Regions from separate parts of the Homo sapiens genome. Here regions 1, 2 and 3 are each linked to region 4. The links are chromatin loops, found by intact Hi-C in ENCODE. Cell type or tissue: ascending aorta. All regions are shown on one strand.

The links. Peaks named below come from ENCODE experiments on the same cell type or tissue, not always from the same donor. Only the 100,000 strongest peaks of a DNase experiment are listed, where the experiment ranks them.
Region 1: it touches region 4 in a loop (1.9-fold over the local background); 12 of 110 quality-filtered maps call a loop at or near these places.
Region 2: it touches region 4 in a loop (1.9-fold over the local background); 7 of 110 quality-filtered maps call a loop at or near these places.
Region 3: it touches region 4 in a loop (2.4-fold over the local background); 8 of 110 quality-filtered maps call a loop at or near these places.

The regions. Positions count from the first base shown.
Region 1 is chr6:109,185,887-109,190,886 of GRCh38, reverse strand. It overlaps the pseudogene CCDC162P. Among named protein-coding and RNA genes, the nearest start is that of CEP57L1, 93 kb to the right of the region's middle. In ascending aorta, a CTCF peak has its summit at 2,888; a DNase peak (open chromatin) is centred at 2,896.
Region 2 is chr6:109,237,220-109,242,219 of GRCh38, reverse strand. It overlaps the pseudogene CCDC162P. Among named protein-coding and RNA genes, the nearest start is that of CD164, 140 kb to the left of the region's middle. RefSeq lists an enhancer at 1-632. In ascending aorta, no CTCF peak of the experiment used is centred here; DNase peaks (open chromatin) are centred at 2,270 and 2,821; H3K27ac peaks cover 2,009 bases.
Region 3 is chr6:109,220,524-109,225,523 of GRCh38, reverse strand. It overlaps the pseudogene CCDC162P. Among named protein-coding and RNA genes, the nearest start is that of CEP57L1, 130 kb to the right of the region's middle. In ascending aorta, no CTCF peak of the experiment used is centred here; no DNase peak of the experiment used is centred here; H3K27ac peaks cover 552 bases.
Region 4 is chr6:109,297,787-109,302,786 of GRCh38, reverse strand. It overlaps the pseudogene CCDC162P. Among named protein-coding and RNA genes, the nearest start is that of CD164, 82 kb to the left of the region's middle. In ascending aorta, no CTCF peak of the experiment used is centred here; DNase peaks (open chromatin) are centred at 2,366 and 4,561; H3K27ac peaks cover 4,546 bases.

The sequences.
Region 1 (5,000 bases), 110 kb after region 4:
TACCCCATTCTAACAGTATAAATTTACTGTATCAGTCCATTCTCGTGCTGCTAATAAAGACATACATGAGACTGGGTAATTTATAAAGGAAAGAGGTTTAATTGACTCACAGTTCCACATGGCTGGGGAGGCCTCACAATCATGGCAGAGGACGAAGGAAGAGCAAAGGGACACCTTATGTGGTGGCAGGCAAGAGGACATGTGCAGGGGAACACTCCTTTATAAAACCATCAGATCTGTGAGACTTATTATCATGAGAACAGCATGGGAAAGACCCACCGCCATGATTCCATTACCTCCCACCGAGTCCCTCTCATGACACATGGGAATTATGGGAGCTACAATTCAAGTTGAGATTTGGGTGGGGACACAGCCAAACCATATCACATTAGTTCAAGTAAGCAAATGGTGAGAGGCTGACAGAAAAAAAAAATCACTTAAATTAGTGAAGTGCTCTTTCCTGTTATGATATATATTTGAGTTTCCTTTTAGCTTATGAATAAACATGTGTACTTACATATAGTAGTGATAAAAATTCAAACTATTCCACAGTTCTATTTTAAAATGGCATGTTTTATATTTTTTGTATAATTAATCTTAATTGCAAAAATGTGTATACTTAATGAAAATAAAGCTGTCACCTAAGAAAAAGAAAGAAAGAAAGAGAAACTATGTAAGACAAAAGAGAAAAGACAATGGAGCAGTATTTTAAAGCAATAAAAAATCACCAAACCAGAATTCTATGCTGAACAAAAATATCTTTCCAAAATGAAGGGGAAATACTTCTTTCAAAATAACAAAGACTGAGAATTTGTCCCTTGCAGACCTGAACTACTAGAAATGCTAAAGAAAATTCTTCAGAGAGAAGGCAAATTATGTCCTATGGAAGTTTAGATAATACTAGAGTTTCTCAACCTCAGCAGCTATTGACATTGGGGACTACATAATTCTTCATTGTGAGAGGCTGCCTTGTGCATTGTAGAATGTTTAGCAGCATCCTTGGCCTCTACTCACTTAATGCTAGTAGCAACCAATCATACCCCTCACCCAAATTATGACAACAAGAAATATCCCCAGACATTTCCAAATGTCCCTTGGGGCACAAAATATCTTCTATCTCTACCCCTCTTCTCTGTCCCTTGAGAAACACTGATATACACAAAAGAATGAAAAATGCCAGAAATGATAGGGAAAGATAATCCTGAATGAAGACAATGATGACAATTTGACTTGCAAATAGTATCTCAATATCTTTTGTTTCTTTGTGATTAATGTAATAGTTAATTCCTAACTAGTTGCTAAAGAACTAATTTGTATGCATAGGTAAGATATAACTTGTAACACAGGAATAGAGAACAAGGAATTTTAAAATCAAAATAATATATACTTATTATAGAAAATTTAGCAAACATATAAAAGTAAAAAGGGGAACTTCATTATCCTGCCATCCAAACATAACATTCATTAGCATTTGGTCTAAGTCCTTCAAGTGATTTTTTTTCTATACATACTTGACCATTATGACACACATACATACACACATTAGTTTTTATTAACTAATATTTCATATATAATAATTCCTTATGCTAATGTTAAAAGAAAAACTTTAGACAAATTAAATTTAACAGAGTTTAATTAAGTAAAGAACAATTCATGAATTGGGCAGCCCTCCTAGCCCCCCAACCAGAGTAAGTTCAGAGAGACTCCAGCACTGCTGCACAGTGAAAGAGGATTTATGGACAGAAGAAGGAAAGTGAAGTAACAGAAAAGAGATGTGAGGTACAGAAACAGTCAGATTGGTTACAGCTCAGTGTTTGCCTTATTTGAACACACTTTGAACAGTTGGCTGCCTGCAAGTGGCTGAAGTATGGCTTCTGTGATTGGCTGAGACTCAGTTACTTGTTACAAGAGTAGGTTATGGTCTATTTACAGTCCAGTTAGGTTACACGTCACTATGTAGGGAGAAACCTTACCAAGGGTTCTGAACTTAAAATGAGGCAGCTTTAAGCTAAACTTAATTTAACAATAAAAAATGTTTAATGGCAGAACAATATTCTACCATGTACCGTACTGTTTTTCTTAACTCTTTCTCTTATTGGTGGATATTCAGGCAATCCTAATGTTTTACTTTTATTATAATGCTGCAATAATAATCTTTATGGAAAACTCTTTTTCCCATGTCTTGAGTTATTTTCTTAATAGAAATTTCCAGGGCTTGGCACAGTGGCATACACCTGTAATCCCAGCACTTTGGGAGGCCAAGACTGGAGTGCAGTCGCTTGATCTGAGCTCTCAGCAACCTCTGCCTCCCAGGTTCAAGCGATTCTTCTGCCTCAGCCTACTGAGTAGCTGGGACTACAGGCATGCGCCACCATGCCCAGCTAATTTTTCTATTTTTAGTAGAGACGGGGTTTCACCATATTGGCCAGGCTGGTCTTGAACTCCTAACCTCAAGTGATCTGCCTGCCTCGGCCTCCCAAAGGGCTGGGATCACAGGCATGAGCCACCATGCCTGGCCACAGCCAATAGCTTTTTAAGGGCTAGAACTGTCCTAGTCAATGTGGTATTGCCCTACATTATCGACACAGAAAGTACTTAGCAGAAATTCAGTCAATTGTTCCGTGCCTTTAAGCTGAATTTAAAACTGTGAAATAGATCTCTAACAAAGAACAGCGTTTACACTAGCCAAGTTCTGCAAACTATACATGTCGAGAAAAACAAAACCTACCCTAGCGAAAGGATATTCCTGAAAGCCAGTTTGCCCATACATTTCTACTAATTTCAAATGAATTTTTCAAATTGCAGTATCACTCTTACCTGCAACAGAAGCAAAGGTAAATTTTCAGGGGTGTACTCCCTTCTTAGGCAGCTCTCTAGCTCCCTCTGCACGGCATCTGCCTGAACAACAAGGGGCTTCGACTCGGCCACCTAAACCCAAATAACTAGTTTTAACATCCCAAATTAAAGAACTGTAAAATTTCAAATATCACAAAATCAGACATTTCCAAGGAAATAATGGTCTGCTCTGATTCAGTGGTAAGCTGAATAGTGGACTGTTCTCATAAATACTGTTAATAGCATCAGCTGTTTGTCTGCAAAAATACTGTTTCTGCTAAAAGTTACCAGTCAGCAAAATCAAACTTATTGTCATATTGAAATAGCCCACTGTCTTACTCACCTGTAAGGTTTTCTTCAGTGCTAGTTCCCTCTCTCTTCTAAAGTAATAAATATCCTTTGGCATTTGAATAGAGCTGCAGAAAGATTTATGCAATATAAGTGGTAATTACAGAAGCTGTAATCGACCAGATTATAGATAGACCATGATTAATCTGTAACTCTTCACAACTGCTCATTTCTGAATAAGTATATCATATTATACTGGATTATTGAGGGCACGCAAAGGCCACATCCTTTTGTTTTGGTTAGAATCTTTCTTGATTCTTCTTTGATTAGCATGTTTGCTAAACTTTTCCCTGGGCCAATTTTTCTCTCCCCTCCCCAAACAAACAGAGTATTTCGTTCTACCCTTGATTCACTTCACTATTTCCTACTGCAGAATAAAGGGAGGGACACAATGGTGAGGATTTTTATTTCCCCACCTGAATTCCCTCCAGCAACCTTATCTCTGACAAATATTGTGCCTCTCAGATCCCATTTTCACCCTAGTTGGCACATAAAACCAGTATCGTGTAATTTAAAATAAAATGCTTTTATTTTTGTGTTCTTGATGAATTATCTGCTGGGGGGTGGGAATGACTCTTAAATATCAAACATGAAATACTTCAGGAATCATTTTAACCAAACTTAATGCTTCAGGAAAATTATTGATTCGTAGGAAAAACATTTATAGCAGAAGTGCCTGTTTAAGCAGCCTTGTGGATTCCTGTTCACACCCACTGATGAGGGACCTGTTGTTTTTACCATGGACTCTGATACAAGGAGGCACAAGCTGTGGGGTCACCTGGTAAGGGGGTGGACCCTGGGTCAGGAACAGCAGAGTGCTCCACATTTGGGATAAGATATATCCCAAGGTTTGGCAGCTTTGAAAACATCAGGAAACAGCAACCCTGATGCAGACATCACTTTCTCAAGATAGTATTTTGCAGACATTGGTAAGGGGCCACAGCAGGTAGTCTGGAACACAGGTGAGAGACCACCTAGAGATTATGCAGGAGGTGTAAGCAGTGACATTTAGGTTATTATTGTTCATATGGCCTATGAGTTCCCAGATAAGTTTTAAGGGAAGATAAAAATACACTGTTAGTTTGTACACTTGCCAGCAATTTCCCCCACTGCAGGCAGTGGTTCTGTGAAAAGAACCCCAGGCTGACAGTCAAGAAATCCATCAGTCAAGTGAGCCTAAGCAACCCATTTAGACACATTGTGTCAAATTTCCACCCCTGAAGTTGGAGATAATGCCCCTCTTATCTCCTAATATCTTCGCTTTAATGGAAAAAGAAAAAGAGGTGAGCTCTGAAAGGGATTTGAGAATAAAACCGGTAATAAACCTGAGGTATAATTTCTGTCATTCTGAATCCTGGCTGCAGCCTTGTGGCGGTGGGGAATGAGTAACCAACCAGAAAAGGGATCAGCTATTACTAGGCAGCTAGAGAAACACAAGAAACTTTCCCCTGCCCTCTTGTCTTCTTATCTTTGGCATACTGGGAGATGGGGAGGGTCATGGGCTTAGCTACCCAGCCCTCTCTCACTCAGATCTTGTCTTTCCTCTCAGTTAGCCTCAAAGTGCCTGTGAATGACCCTGAAGAGACTGGTGAACATAAGTAGTGTGTACATCAACCTGCAAAAAGAGATTTACTCATACGTTCATCAAGCATTGTTCATTCAACATACATTCATTCATTTATTCATTCAGCAAGAATTTATGAAACACTTAACCACTGCAAAGTCTTGGGTTTGTGGAGTAAAACAAGGGAAAGGATGCAAAAAAAACGGGGGGGGGGGGGCGGAAATGTTTAAGACACACAGTTCTTCTCCAAGCC
Region 2 (5,000 bases), 61 kb after region 4:
CCACTCCTGGCCACTCTTTGGCTGGCTGCCCACTTTGTGACCTGGGAGAAAAGAGGGTGAGAATGTTTAGAGACAGGGCTTCCAAGGAACCTGTTCCAATTAGAAATGTGCCCCTTGGATTATCAGCTCCATCTCAGAAACAGAAATACTGAACCAGTCCCTGGGACAAAGCCTGACTTCATACTTGTTGACTTCTAAGTCGACAGGAGCTTTTGTTTTTATTTTTAAAATTCAGTTTCAAAGACTAATCTTAGAAATAGAGTCAAAATTTAGTTAACAAGAAATCTATGCTAAAATGTCCTTAAACCCACAATTTAAAGGCAAAGTATACATTTCTCCTTCTCTAAAAACAAACCCCTGGGGGTTTAACAACAAACTTAGTTTGACTTGCTATTTCCATCATTGTGAACCAAGTCGAAAATTTTCAGAAACGTTTCCAAGATATTCCTTAATTATGTTAATTACTAACTTAAATCAATGAAGTTAATTTTCATTATTCAGCTGATTTTTTTTAACTTTGTTCACGTTACTTTTCACTACTGGTATTATTATTGCTTTAAATTTTTAACTATTGTATTTCAGAATTAAATATTCAAAGATAAGATACTTTCATGTGCTGAAATTTAAGCTCAATAATTATCACATATCTAATGGGTACTAAGCAAGAGAAAGATGATCAAGAACTTCCGTAGCAACAGTTGGGAAATCATTTCACAATAGATGACTATACATTTACCAGCTCAATTGAAAAATGCCCATGTGGTTAAATGACTACTGACTAAGTGTCTCAGTCCAGTTAAATTCTTAGCAGCTAGAAATAGTTGCATGCTATTATAAATTAATATGGACCAAATGGTGCATTGGTTTGTAGGATAACCAGTAAAGATAAAAGCTAAGGGCTGAAATTAAATACCCTGGAATGTTGGATGCCATCATTGCGTCCTATGATTCAGATACCAATGGCAAAGACAGGACAAAGAGTTCAATCCTATATCAAATTAATTCTGTCTAGGATCTGAAAAGTTAGTTGTCAAACTTTCTTTGAGCAGCATTTTATAACAATATGAATGTGAATTATCTTTAATTACAGTCTACACATATTACAAAATAGCACAAACCCTGATTAAGTTTCCCTTTAGGTATTGCAATGTGTCTAGAAATTCTAAGCTCTTTGCAAGTGTAATTCCAATGCTGTCATAGTATCCCAAAAGAATATTCTTACCTCATTCATTTCTAAAATTGGATCGATTTGAGTGATGCCAAAAGGAAGAGAAAATACAGGTTATGGGTTACTTGATTACCCTGAGTAATGATTTCTTCCTCTGGGGCTTGTCTGGCATTTTCCTAGCCAGATGTTCTTGCATCCTAGTGGTTTCCTGTTAGGAACTCAGGGCTGTCTCTGCTGCTAAATGCAGTTTCCTCAAGGTCTACCACTTAGAAAAGTCATTTGTTTCACTTGCTTACTTTCCTTCCTTCAGGGTCCTGCACCACATCCCCTGCACCCAGTGGGTGACGCAGAAATGCCCCTGGGAGTAAAATCCCAATTCTTGGCTTAAGCCTGTTTTAGTCAGAAACCACCCAATTTAGCGTGCAGGTCACCAGAGTGGGTAGAGGGTCAGAGGTCAGGTCTTTGGCCCTGAGAAATGAAAATGCAGGGGCCGTGCTGTCCCTTGTACCTCAGGAGAGCAAGGAAGAAACTGGGCCTTCCCTGGCAGGGCTTCCTGCTCCTGCTTCTGTCTCCACTAGGCTTTCCCAGAAGGCAGCACCTGCTCCTCAGTCAAAGCACCTGCCTCGCACCCCTCCGGCCCCCTCAAGCCCACGATCTGCCTCTGAGTGTTGCACTAGGATTTTTATCGCTTAAAGTGTCTTAATTCTTTGTTCCCTGACACACAAGCCCTCTAGCTATTGAAGGGGAGATCATGAGAAACCTTCCAGGGAACCAGAGCACAGAATGACTGTTAGTTGTTTTTTCAAGTCTATATAAACATTTCAACAGATCACAAAGAAAACATTTATCTCTTCGGTCCTCGCAAGAGAAGTCAAAGGAACTTTTGTTTCTTATCAAGAGCCTGGACATCTTTGTCTGTCGTAACTGGAAAGAGCCTGTTGTACTGAAATCCTGTTATCATGGTGGATTTGATCTTCAGTGGCCAAACATGAAGAATTAAAAGCATAATTCTTGACTGAACTGGTGGGTGGGTTGAACTTTAGGAGTACATGGGCGGTCATTCCTGGCGCACATATCAGTGTGACATGAGCCCTGGAGCATGTCGTCCCTCTCAGCCCTGCTCCTTTCTGTCTCCTGGGGCCCAGTGACTGAGGCCTTACGCTAGAACTGTGTATCATCCAACTCTCCATTTATAAAGGAAACTTCCTGCTGCAACAACAAAAAAAAAAAAGAAAGAAAAGAAATGTCCCTGGTCAACAAACAGAGTCTGAATCACAGCAAGAATTACAACCCGGCCCTGAAAGAGTAGTCACCATCTCTATCAGAAGCAGGGCTTGAGCTGGAAACAGAACTGTGTCTCTCCTAAAGTGAATGCATTTTAGGGGTGGGGGAAGTGTGCGCTTATTGAGTTTTCACATACTATTGGATATGTGTTTATATTTTGGGGTGGAGAGTATTAAAAAGGAGCCCTTAGTGTTTTTTGTTTATTTAGGCAGTTGATTTTTTTTTTTTTTTAAATCTGACTTCTCACCCCTTTCTTTCTCAATGTAATGGCTAGCCACAAGCAGCAACTCTGCCTCTAGTTCCTTGAGATCACTCAAGGCTTCCTCATACATGACATGCACCCCTTGCTGGTCCTGGGTGTGGATGCAGCCAGCTTCTGTGCTGTAGTAGTCATCCTGGTTCTCCACTTCCGAGAACTCCATGAATTGGACGCTGTGGACCTGGAGAAAGAAAGCCAAGCCCAGATGTTACTGGAAAAAGGAGAGCTATATTTTGCCATCCCACATGGACAAGCAGCAGGCTTCTGCTCCCACACAGTGGGCTGCCAGTATGAAGCTGTAAATATTCTGAATGTATAAAAAGCTGTATGCAGAAAACATATTAACAAAGAATATTGGCAGGAAGAGGTAGTTCCTGAGGTGGATAACTAGCTGATTAGTTTGTTTTTCTGACAAATTCAGTAGCAACTGGAGAAAGGTAGGAAATAGAGCCTAGAGTGGTCTCTGGAGTCAGAATGCCTGGGTTCAGGCTCTGGCTCTGCCAGGATCTCATCCTGGGCAGGTCATTCAGCTATTCCCAGCCTCCGTTTCCTCATCTGTAACATGGGGACTGTGGAGACACTATAGACTATGTTAGCTGCCAGGAGTATGTGACTCTATGAGTGTAAGGCACTTGGAATCCTTAAATGTTAGGTTAAAACTATTTTTCTTGTAATTCTATAAGTACTTCTAAAATGTGTTAGCACAGTTTCATGGCTTACTAATGTACTAAGTTGAATAGTGTCCCCCAAAATTCATGTCTACCTGGAACCTGTGAATGAGAACTTATTTGAAAATAGGTCTTTGCAGATGTAATCAAGTTAAGATGAAGTCATACTGGATGAGAGTGGGCCTAATTCAATGACTGTGATCCTTACGAAATTTGGAGACAGACACGTAAGGGAGAAGGTCATGTGAAGACAGAGGTAGAGACTAGGGTGAGTCAAGGAATGCCAAGGATTGCCAAGGGTTGCCAGCAACTACCAGGAGCTGAAAGAGGCAAGGAACTATCACCTCTAGAACCTTCAGAGAAAGCACGGTCCTGCTGACACCTGGATTTTGGATTTGTGGCTCCAGACTGTGAGAGAATAAATTTCTGTCATTGTGAGACACAGTTTGTGGTACTTTGTTTTGATAATCCTAGGAATCGAATACAAGTAAGAAGTATTTCAATCATAATGTTATTTTTCTTAGAAAACTGAGTATCTGCTGCTTCCTGAGAATCGTTATTTTAATAATAATTTTCACAATTTCCAACCTCCACTCTCCTCAAGCCTCGGAATCCCTCCCTCCCAGGCGTAGTCTCCTCTTACTCCCAGGAGGAGCTCCTCTGCGCGCCACTCTCCGCCGCCTCCCCAGGGCTCACATCTCTCCCCTCCTCCTTCCTCCGCACAGTGGAGGACAGTGTTGCCCCCCTTCTCTAGGGCCGCTGCCTCCCACCTCAGCAGCATCCCTGCTCCTTCATGGATATCCCACTCCTCTCCGCTGGACTCTTGACACTGAAATGTGCACACGTCCCTCTCATTGTGAAACTTCCTCACACCCTTCCCCAGGTTCCACTGTGTGGCTCTCCTCCCCCTCACTGTCCAATCTCCCAAGATGTTATCTACAATCTCCATTTCTATTTCTTCACCTCCCACTCTTCAACCCATTCCCATCTGGCCCTTGGCTCCATCGAGCCACCCAAACCACCCTCACTAAGACCAACAATGACCACTGCTCTACATGCAACAAACTTTCTTTCATCATCTTACGTAATCTCTCAGGAGCATCTGATATAATTTAGTGCTTCCTGATTCTTGACTCACTCTCTTCTCCGGGCATCTGGGACTCCACGTTCTCCCTGATTTTGCCTAGTTTCCGGTCATTCTGTCTGACACTGTGAAGTGTATTTATTTTTCTCTACCAAGTCCTTAAATGATGGCCACTCTCAAGCCGCCTCCTAGGACCTCCTCTTTTCCTCCTCTGTTCCTTCCCTAGGAGGTGGCAGACATTTTCATAGCTGAGATTACCACCTTTAGACCATTTGCTCCCCAGTTTATGCCTCCAATCCAGACCCCCTAGAGCTCCGGACCCGCACATCCAATTACCTATTTGGCAACTGCTCCTGGGCATCTCAAAGCCCCCTCAATTTTAACAATGATCAAATCATTAAATCTTCCCCCGCAAACCCAGGCTATCTCCAGCCGATTTTACTAAATAGCACCACCACCCATCCACTTCCTCTAGCATGAATCATTCACGACATCTCTTTCTGCCTCGCCCTACTTGTCCAATCTATCACCAAGTTC
Region 3 (5,000 bases), 77 kb after region 4:
AGCTACGTGACAATGGACTAGGAGTAAAGTGCCATGTTGCAGCTTCAAAGGATTTCTAGTAGAGGCAGCTTCTTCATCCCTTCTCCATCCTGCTACTTAGAGCATGAATGTGACAGCTGGAGCTCTGTCTCAGGCTGGGTGTTGATCTCAAATGTAGAGCCATATTTGTTAGAACTCCAAGATAGACAGGGCTGAGAGCCCTGAGGGCTCCATAGTGCAAATCTACCACACCAGCTCTGTACATCCTACCCTGAAACATTCATATGAGGGACAGAGAGCACAATTTCCACCTCCTTTAATCCTCTGTCATATCATTTTACCATCACCAACAGCCAAACCTAATTTTAACTAATACAGTCCCCAAGACTCTAAAGATAGACTAGCAGGCTTTTGACAGGAAGTGAGGAAGGAAAATGTTGACAGGAATATTAGGAAAAGTGGGTGAGAGAGAAAGTTGTCCAATTGAGTAGCGTTAAGTGATTGCCCATTATGCTTGTAGGTAGAATTGGCTTCCAGCTCAGTGTACACATCAGTGTATTTCTGTGTAAACATCCCACAACCCTAGGACTGGAAAAGACCCTGTGAGGTGACATGGTGCATTCTTGTTCGTTAAAACAGAAAGATCGGCATTCCAAAGTAAAGAACATCTGTTATGTTTTTTAAAATCTATAGGAAAGCATATACTCTGAGAGTAGCTGAATTTTGACAATTCCTATGAATATGGGGTAGCAGGGGTTCAGTGGAGCCTTTTGCCTCCTGGCCTGTAGTGCTCTCAGGTTGCTGTTCAGCACTGCTTGATGTGGTCCCAGAAGGAAGGCTCTGAGCCACATCCTTTCTCTGATGGGATTGTGACACTTTCAGCTGCTTCTAAAATTACCCAGAATTACATAGGACAGGACAGAAAGTGACATCAAGTTACAGTGGAAGACATTTGAAGGACTGACTGAACAAACCACAAAAGTACTGCTGGACCTGCAGGTGGCCTGGGAAAAAGGAAGGGAGCACAGATCAGCTGGAGCAGGAAAAGGAGAGCACCCAGCATCCTCCAGGAAAAAGGACCAACAACATCCCACAAAAGGAAACTGCTTAGGAAATACCAAGTCCAGAAGCATGGACCCCTAAGCGTACTGGAGACGGTGCAGGTAAGCAGCAGGGCAACCCCATCTGTGTTCATTCTCCCGGCCTGGGTGTGGAAATCTGCTGACCTTTACTGCCTGCGGCTCTTTGTCAGCATGGCTGAGTTCATGTGTTTAGACAGTTCTGAGATTTCTGCTGATTGCAAATCTCATTTTCTTCTGGGAAGTTGGCAGGGGAAATGAAGTGGGAGGTAGGTAGGAAAAGTAAGACTGTTATGTATTCCCCACACCCAGAACATCTCTGCTGCTTACATGGGTTTATCCACTGAAACAAAGACCAGAAGGATATATACCAAATATTAATAATACTGTTGTTATTCTGGATGGTACAACAAGGGGTGATTTTAGTTTTCTTTCTTGTATTTTTCTATATTTCCCAAGTTTTCTGTGTTAAACACATGCCACTATTATCATCAGAAAATTTTTTAAGTAAATATTTTATTGAATTTGGTGAGAAGAACCAGGAAAAGGGTGTTTTGTGTTTCGCTGAATATGTTGCACATCGGAGCTACTGTCTACACCACCATTTCTGTGCGAGCACACCTTCTTCTCACTACATCACATTACCTCTGGAAATGCAGGGGAGCACCTCCCCTCCTTGGTGTGGTCAGTGGGAAGAGGCAAAGGAAGGGCTCTACCACTGCCCCCCGACACTGCAACCTGGATGTGGTGTTTGCTGCTGCTTTACTACTCCATGAGGTTAAAAAAACAGTGACCAATTTAAACCTTATCTTTGAAAATACGATGGTCAATAGTAGTGTGCGATGTCTATACATAGCCATTTTAATAAATGTGCTTTTTTTATGAACATGAGTAACTTGATCTAACAATTACAGGTTCCAGAGGTTCTACACAGGCCTAGCTGGGGTGTAATCTGTAGTATACAATAAAATACAACTCAGCCATTGAAAAGAACAGCAGATCTCCAAGACATATTGTTGGGTTGCAGAAAGATATTCATATAGTATGATATATCATTTATATAAAAACCTCAAATGCAAACTTATCCTATATATATTTTATGGGGACATATGTATGTATGTAAATGCATTGAAAAGGCTCAAAGCAATAACCATGTTTGCCTCTAAGGAGGTGGAATGGGGAGCAGGATGGGCAGCAGGGAGTAGTTAAAGGGGAATTTAACTTTTCAGTAATGTTTCAACTTTTTACAAGGAGAAGACATTTATTTATCACTTATATGATTTAAACTTAATTTTTAAAAACTCCTTAAAGAAAAAAATGGTAACTTCAGTGGAGAAACCTGGCAATCACCAGTAGCTTAACCAAGTGAGCTAGATTAACATCAGCCATGATGTCACGTTGATATCATGTTCCCCGAATAGGATGTGGTGAGGACACTTAGCCTCTGTGATATTCTTCTTCTTCTAAACCCATAACCCCAGTGTAACCATGAGAAAATATCAGGCAAACTCAAATTAGGCAAAGGTCTACAGATTGCGGGGCTGGTACTCCTAAAGACTGTCAATGTCATGATAAACAAAGAAAGACTGAGGAACTGTCACAGAGCAGGGGAGGTGGGGGAGGTACGATGATTAAATGTAACATGGTATCCTGGATAGGATCCTAGGGCAGAAAGAGAACATTAATGGAAAAACTGGTGAAATCCAGATGAAGCCTAGTTTAGTTAACAGTAATGTACCAATGTTGGTTTCTTGGGTATGACAAATGTATCACTACAATGTAAGATGTCAATAATATAAGAAACTGAGTAGGGGTAGATGGGAACTCTTTGTACTGTCTTTGCAGCTTTTCTGTAAATCTCAAACTATTTCAAAATAAATAAAAAAAAAAAAACTCCCTAAAGGAAAGTGGGGCCGGGCACAGTGGCTCATGCCTGTAACCCCAGCACTTTGGGAGGCCCAGGCAGGTGGATTGCTTCGAGACCAGCCTGGGCAACATGGTGAAACCCTGTCTCTACAGAAAGAAAAAAAAATAGCTGGTAGTGATGGTGTGCGCCCACCCACCCGTAGTCCAAGCTACTCAGGGGGTTCAGTCAGGAGGATCACTTGAACCCAGGAGGCAAAGGCTGCAATGAGCTGAAATCGCACTACTGCACTTCAGCCTGGGCAACAGAGTAAGACCCTGTCAAAAACAAACAAAACAAAACAAAAAAGGAAAGGTTACTGGTGAATGGCATTCAGAGAGAACTGACCAGAAACTGTTCTGAAGTTGTGCTACAATTAGTGATTATATTCATTCTCTCAGAGATGCCAAAATGGACAGACAGTCGTCCTATGAAGTTTGTTTTTCTTTATGCAGAAGGCCCTTTAAGAAACTTATCTGTCATGAGGTATTGGTTGCCACTTGCCAAATTCAGAATCAAGATGCTGACCAGCATACAGATGCTAAAATCCACACTTGACTGCTACATGTTTGCAAAATAGTAACACAGCTTTAAGATTCATACTCACATTCCTGTAACTCCTCCTAGCTGCCACATTTTTACTTAATCCTAATCTGATTTGATTAGCATTTAACATCCAGAATGGCTATGTGCTACCAGTGGGGCACTGATACAGTATAAAGTGGCTCTTGACCAAAGCAGAAATACTCCAGGAGGTTACAAAGTGCCACCCATGGGAAAATGTGAAGAAAACTAGAAAATATTGGCTGTTGCCTTGGAATTTCTATTCTTAAACCCAGTACTATTTTCTGTTCTTTGCTTTGGAACAGAAAATAGCACTGGTTTTAAGAAAGGGAAAAAAGGAAAGGGAAGGGAGGGGAGGGGAGGGGAGGGAAAGGAAGGGGAGGGGAGGGGAGAGGAAGGGGAGAGGAGGGGAGGGGAAGGGGAGAGGAAGGGGAGGGGAAGGGAGGGGGAGGGGAAGGGAGGAGGAGGGGAGGGGTGGGGAGGGGAGGGGTGGGGAGGGGTGGGGAGGGGAGGGGTGGGGAGGGGAGGGGAGGGAAGGGAAGGGAAGGGAAAGGAAAGGAAGGGAATTCTTCTCTTTCTCCAGGCTCTTTGCATGGCTGCCTCCTTCTCATTCATTAAATTCAGTTCAATCCTCCCACCCCAAGATTTGGCTGAACTCTGTCAGAGGGTGCTCCCCTCCACTTATTGTTCTCTGCCCCCTGTTTTCTTCATGGCACTCACAAGTTAGAGATGTAGGTTTACTTCTTTGTTCACTTGTTTATTGCATGTTGCTCTCAGGGCAGGGACTGGGTCTGTTTCATCCCCTAACCCAAGTACAGTTCCTGACACAAAGGCAATGTCCATGTAATAATCATGGAATGAATGAATGAATGAGAAAATGGAAAACTTCATGATCCTAATTTGTACAGTGATTTGTGTGTGTGCTGTATGTCTCCCCTCATGCCCCATCTCTGGAATCTGAAGATCTACAGGTATTATTAGTCTCTCTATGGTCTATTTACCATAAGTCAACTTGAAAATGCAGTGCTGATATTTTTCTCCCTTTGGGGAATTCCAAGATTCCAAGAACAACATTTATATGTCAGTAAATAGCTAGAGGAAGTGGTTTTCTTTTCTTTTTATTATTTGGGCAATTGCATTCAAAACAGACTTTGGTGAAAGCACAGACTGCATCCTATCAGTACCTGAATCTCCATCTCCTCCACAAGGGGAAGAAAGCAGTGAGAGCAGAAAGTGTTAGTTGTCCCCTCCATTGCACGGCTGGGAGGAGAAGCAGGAGCTTTCCCTGCTTCCATTTCCACCAGTTTCTTACACAGTTGCCCTAGCTTGGTGTTTTCTACTACTCAACACTTACCTGAGCCACCATCTCCTACTGTCACTGTTTACTTTCTGCTTTTCACTGGCACAGTGGTCCTACAGAGGTAACCTCCTTTGTCCCCTAAGTGCCTGTGGGCAGTGCTACAACTCAGCTTCCC
Region 4 (5,000 bases):
CCAGATGGTAAATATTTTCATCTTTGCAGACCCTACGGACTCTGTGGCAACTATTCAGCTCCGTGGTTGTAGTGTGAAAGCGGTGACAATCCGTAAGTGAATGGGCATGACTGTGTTCCAACAATGTTTCATTTACGGACATGAAAATATGAACTCCATAGCATTTTCATGGGTCACAAAATACTATTCTTTTACACATTTTTTTCAACCATTTAAAGATGGGAAGGCCATCCTTAGCCCACAGACCATACAAAAATCGGCAGAGACCTCCAGCAGTAGTTTGCCAACTCCTTACTTAAATAGATGAGATTGGATAGAACTGCTTTGTCACCCAAGCATTTACCTTCAATGCAAATGACTAATTCACCTGGCACTAAAGATAACTCAATCCTCGGGCATTTCTTGAATTGGCTAATCAATAACTCCTGCAGGTTGGTGGACATGTCCAGAGATGAATGCTGGGCCCTGGTCAGTGTGATCCAACCCTTCGGATGACAGCTATCAATTTCCATCAGCCCTTTGGCTAGTAGAGGGGGGTTGAGACGGGCAGAGTGAAATGTTTTGTGCCTAGAAACATGCACATAGCCAGTACCCAAGATGATCTATGCCACAGAGAAGCAGGAGCCAAATTTTCAGCGACTTTACAGGGCTACTGTCCTGTCACCCCTGAGCAACATCCTTCCTCCCCCTATACCCCACCCTCATCTGTGAAGCATGCCGCCCTTATTCCAGGTAAGAGTTCAGTTTTTCCTTTGCAAATTCTGGAGAAGCCTTCAGCTTACATGGGCAGAAAATTCCTGGGGTAAACAGTCAGGTTTGCTCAGTCTTGGTGAGCTCCAGGAAGGGTCAGGGAACTGTCCCAAGCTTCCTATCTCTTTCCATTCTCTGAGGACTTCCCTTGTTTACAGGTTCAGCACTAAGTAAAACAATCAAGAGGGATGACATTTATCTTTTAGCTTCTCTTTTTCTCCTGCCTCTTGCCTTTTCTTCAGCATCCTCTTCTCTGTCCATGCTGCTGCTTGGTCTCCATCATAGATCTCGGGTTTTGGAGTCAAACACACCTAGGTTCTAATTCTAGTCTGCCACTTACTAGCTGTATAATTCCAAACACACACAATCTGAACAGCTCTGAAGAAAAAAGGCTGGGGAAATGTAACCAGTGGAGGACACAGTGGGGTGAACCATCTGGGTGATTCTCTCCAGAGGGTCACAGAAAAGTACATAAAACCAGAAATAGGACACAATGCCCTCCATTTCTGTAGACCGAGTGTGAGGACAAAGAAAGCCCTGGCAAAGCAATTCCAGGGGATTTCCTGGAAGCAGAGTGGTTCCCCTGGGAGAGCAGTACCAAACAGAATCCTTCATAGCTAAAATCCAAAAAGGACTTTTCTTCACCAGTATGTAAAATCCTTGCAAATTCTGACCTTGGGCTTTCAGAGCCCAGAGGACTAACAAATGGCCATCCTGATAATTGTCTGAGGCTTTACATCTTACCTGCTTGACTAAGCTACAGCTCAGGAAGCTATTTGTCAATATAAAGACAACAAATTAGCCTGATTTTTGTCCTGCTGAATTTACATTCTAAATCCAAGAGTCCTCTGATGTCAGAGTAAAGAAGATTGAGAGTAGAAAAAGAACAAGACAGTTCAGTGCAACCCCCACCTTGTCATTCTCCATGGATGCCCACAAGTGCAGTGGAAAGCAGCTGCAACCTACAGGTAAGAGCACAGACAGCCCTCTGAGGCCCTCTCAGTGGCTAAATACTCACACCGGGAGCTAACCCAAAAAAGTTAATTTTGACAATTAAAAAATAAGCAGAGACCTTTAGGGCTAACCCTCCTTCCCTCTCATACAAAACTTATTTATACTGGAAACATTATGAAACTTAATCCAAGCTAATTTTCCCATCAGCATCATGATTAATTAACCAATTGAAACATTCCTTTTGTATGTGGAGTACTTAACACAATAGTACCTACAAGGCTAGAGGTAGATGGATTTATTTATAAATTTAACGCTGGTAGCCAATTCCATTAGCTTGAGAGGGGCAGTAAAAATTCTGTCTCTTTGAAAGGTAAACAAATGTTGAAAAAAAAAAACCTAATCATCTTTAGAAGTACAAAAATGTTATTCCCAGTAGAACCCCCTGTACACTGAAAGCAGCAATCATTATATGAACTGTTCTGAAATTACATTTGCTAAAATCAAGAGTGTTATTAGCCAACAAGAACATATTCTCACAGACAGGCTTTGCGGCAGGTCATGTTTGGTAGCCATGGCGTTCTGGATCTGCTTGTGCCCATGACTATTTTAAGCTCATTATCTAACCTTGCCAAGAGTGGCCTCCCTATATGGTCACTCAGCAAACACCTCCGCTGCAGAATTTACTAGAACAGGATTAGTGCTCCAGCCCTTACCGGATGAGATGCCTTACTGCAGCGTCAAACTGCAAAAATATAACCTCCCTCCGGAGGAGGAGTGCCTGGGCCACCCGGATAGGGTCTTGGGGGCTCTGGAGGCTGTCAATCATGTTCTGCAGCTCTTGAAGCTCAGACCCTAGAAGATGGACAACATTTTAGTCTGACAGTGTGAAATATAGGCTACTATAGCTAAACCAGTAAACCAACATTTTGTCCCATACTTGTCACCTAATCAGACTTCCCTTGTTTTGTTTGTGGGTATACTAATTATATGTTTTGCAAGACCAGCAAAGCCTTATGCTGTAGAATCAAAGGTCTGATTTATGTCTCCTTCCTTCCTCAGGAAGATAAAAATTTGCTTGGCTTTTCAGTACAATAAGAGCAGGCCATGGAAAGAAAGTTTTAAAATTTATAAGGCCATGGTCTTGAAATAGAACAAAAAGGAGAAGTGACAGGAATAGGAAAGTCTAGTCCTTAGTATATCTGTTAGGCACTTGAAACCATCAAAGATTATGAATCAGCACTCATCTCTCATTGCCATGCTATATCCAAATCAGCACTCCCTGTCACTGGCTCATGGATTAAAGAAGACTCAAGACCATCCAAAGCAAGTAAAAAACACATGTGCATATGTGTATATATAAAGATATGCACACATATGTATACATACACATGCATATACATATGCATACATATCCCTCTAGGAGATTCTAGTCATTTTAGGAGTAAATGTGAGGGATCCATATTTGCCTTATTTCTTAGACCCTTACTGCAAGAGTAGGCTACATATACATAGATTTGTATTCATTTTGGGTAAAAATCTAACTTAGGGGCCTGTGGGTCACTCAGTGCTGGGATGTGGAACCCAGCCTGAGTCTGGATGACCATCCTAGCATCTAAGTATGTATATCCTAGTTACTGGCATAGAGAAGGAGCTAGTCAGAACAGGATAGCACAGTGGAAAGTGATGAGCCCTTGGGGAACATGGCTGGGCTCACACTTACAGGGCTACCAGAATGTCAGCTGGTCTGAAATATCCCTGTGAACATAGTGATCGTTTTCTACCCTGAGAGGACATCCCTGTTATTAGGATTGTGAAAACTGATCACAATGCCTCGACGTGCAGTCCAAGGCAGGAGTGAGACAGGAAGCCCACAGGGCATTTCTGGAGATGCTCTATCTTGACAGCTGGTCCACATGCAAGCAGCCTTCTTTCCTCCCTAGCCAAGTACTGGGCTCCAGCATCTACCGACTAAGAAAGCAGAAAGCAGAGAGTTGTGGGAGGGGGAAGCTGTCCATGAGAGCCTGATCAGGCAGATCCAGGGCTGAGAACGGTTGCTAACATGTATAACATGTGCTCTTGGCTTTAAGAACAGATGAGCAGATCAGATTTCATATCCATTTGCTGTTTTATACAATAAAAAATGTGTTTTATTTTTGTTTCCAGCCCCAAATAATAGAGTCCAATCAGCAAACTCTTTTATGACTCCTCTAAATCTGATAGTTCTATTGGACTGAAGAGTTCACCAGAAAAAGAGTCATATTAGAGTGAATTGTGCAAGAACTTTTGTGGTGGTGGGAAGGAGGAGAGGTGGTCAGGGAGCCTCATTTGTTCAAGGCCTAGTGTGTTCGGTCTAAAAGTAATATACTCTATCAGGCTATGCAGTAACCAGGGGAAATTTTTCTAATCCTCTGCAACGACAATGAAAAAAGGAGAATATAAAATTACACATACCTTATGGTTAAAGCTGGGTAAAATGTAAATATGGAATATATTTGGGCATGGGCTAGAAGGGAGTAAAGATAAATAAAATTATTTCACTTGTTAGAGTGGCTGGCTTACAGGTGATTTTTTTTTCTGTCATTTCCATCATTTATATACTACTGGCAGGTGATCGCTTCCCAGCAAAATTGTTGTATGTTGATATGTAGTATTATCATTAAAATACAGATGTGGAGGCAGGACTGCCTTTCCTTTGTTATTTTACTGATCTTTAAATCCTCATTCTGACTTTCCTTCCTTTGTGGAGTCAAGAGGCTTGGTGGGAGGGGAGGTGGCAGGACAAGCAGCCTGGCGGTGGGGACAGGGCAGAGGGTTGTTGCAGGCAGCGATGGTGGTGAGGCTAGGGTGAACCCTGTGCCAGGAAACATTGGGAAAGGAGCCTTTGCTCATGTCTTTCCCAAGAGGGTCCTGTTTGGGAAGTCAGAGAAGACAGACAGCCAGGCAGCCAGAGAGAGAGGGAGAGAGAGAGGAGTCACAGTGGCCCTGTCTCTGCATGAAGACTCAGAGCTCGTACACTTCATTCCTCGTTTGTCTAGAGAGTTCCTGAAACCCTAAGTTCAGTGTGAAGTATTTGGGCTTTAATTGGCCTCCTTATCCTTTGCAAAGGAAGTCACAGTGTAAACGTCCACATTCTGATTACATCCTCTGCTTCACGTGGACTTCAAAGGGAGTTACTGGCTTTCAGGGAAGGAGAGAATTGGCTGTATCCACAGAGCTGGTCCACAGTGTCTAAGAGCTGTTTTCGTCAGTCAAGGGGAGGACCAAAAGCTGAAATCTTGAGTTTCCCTCAAGATTTG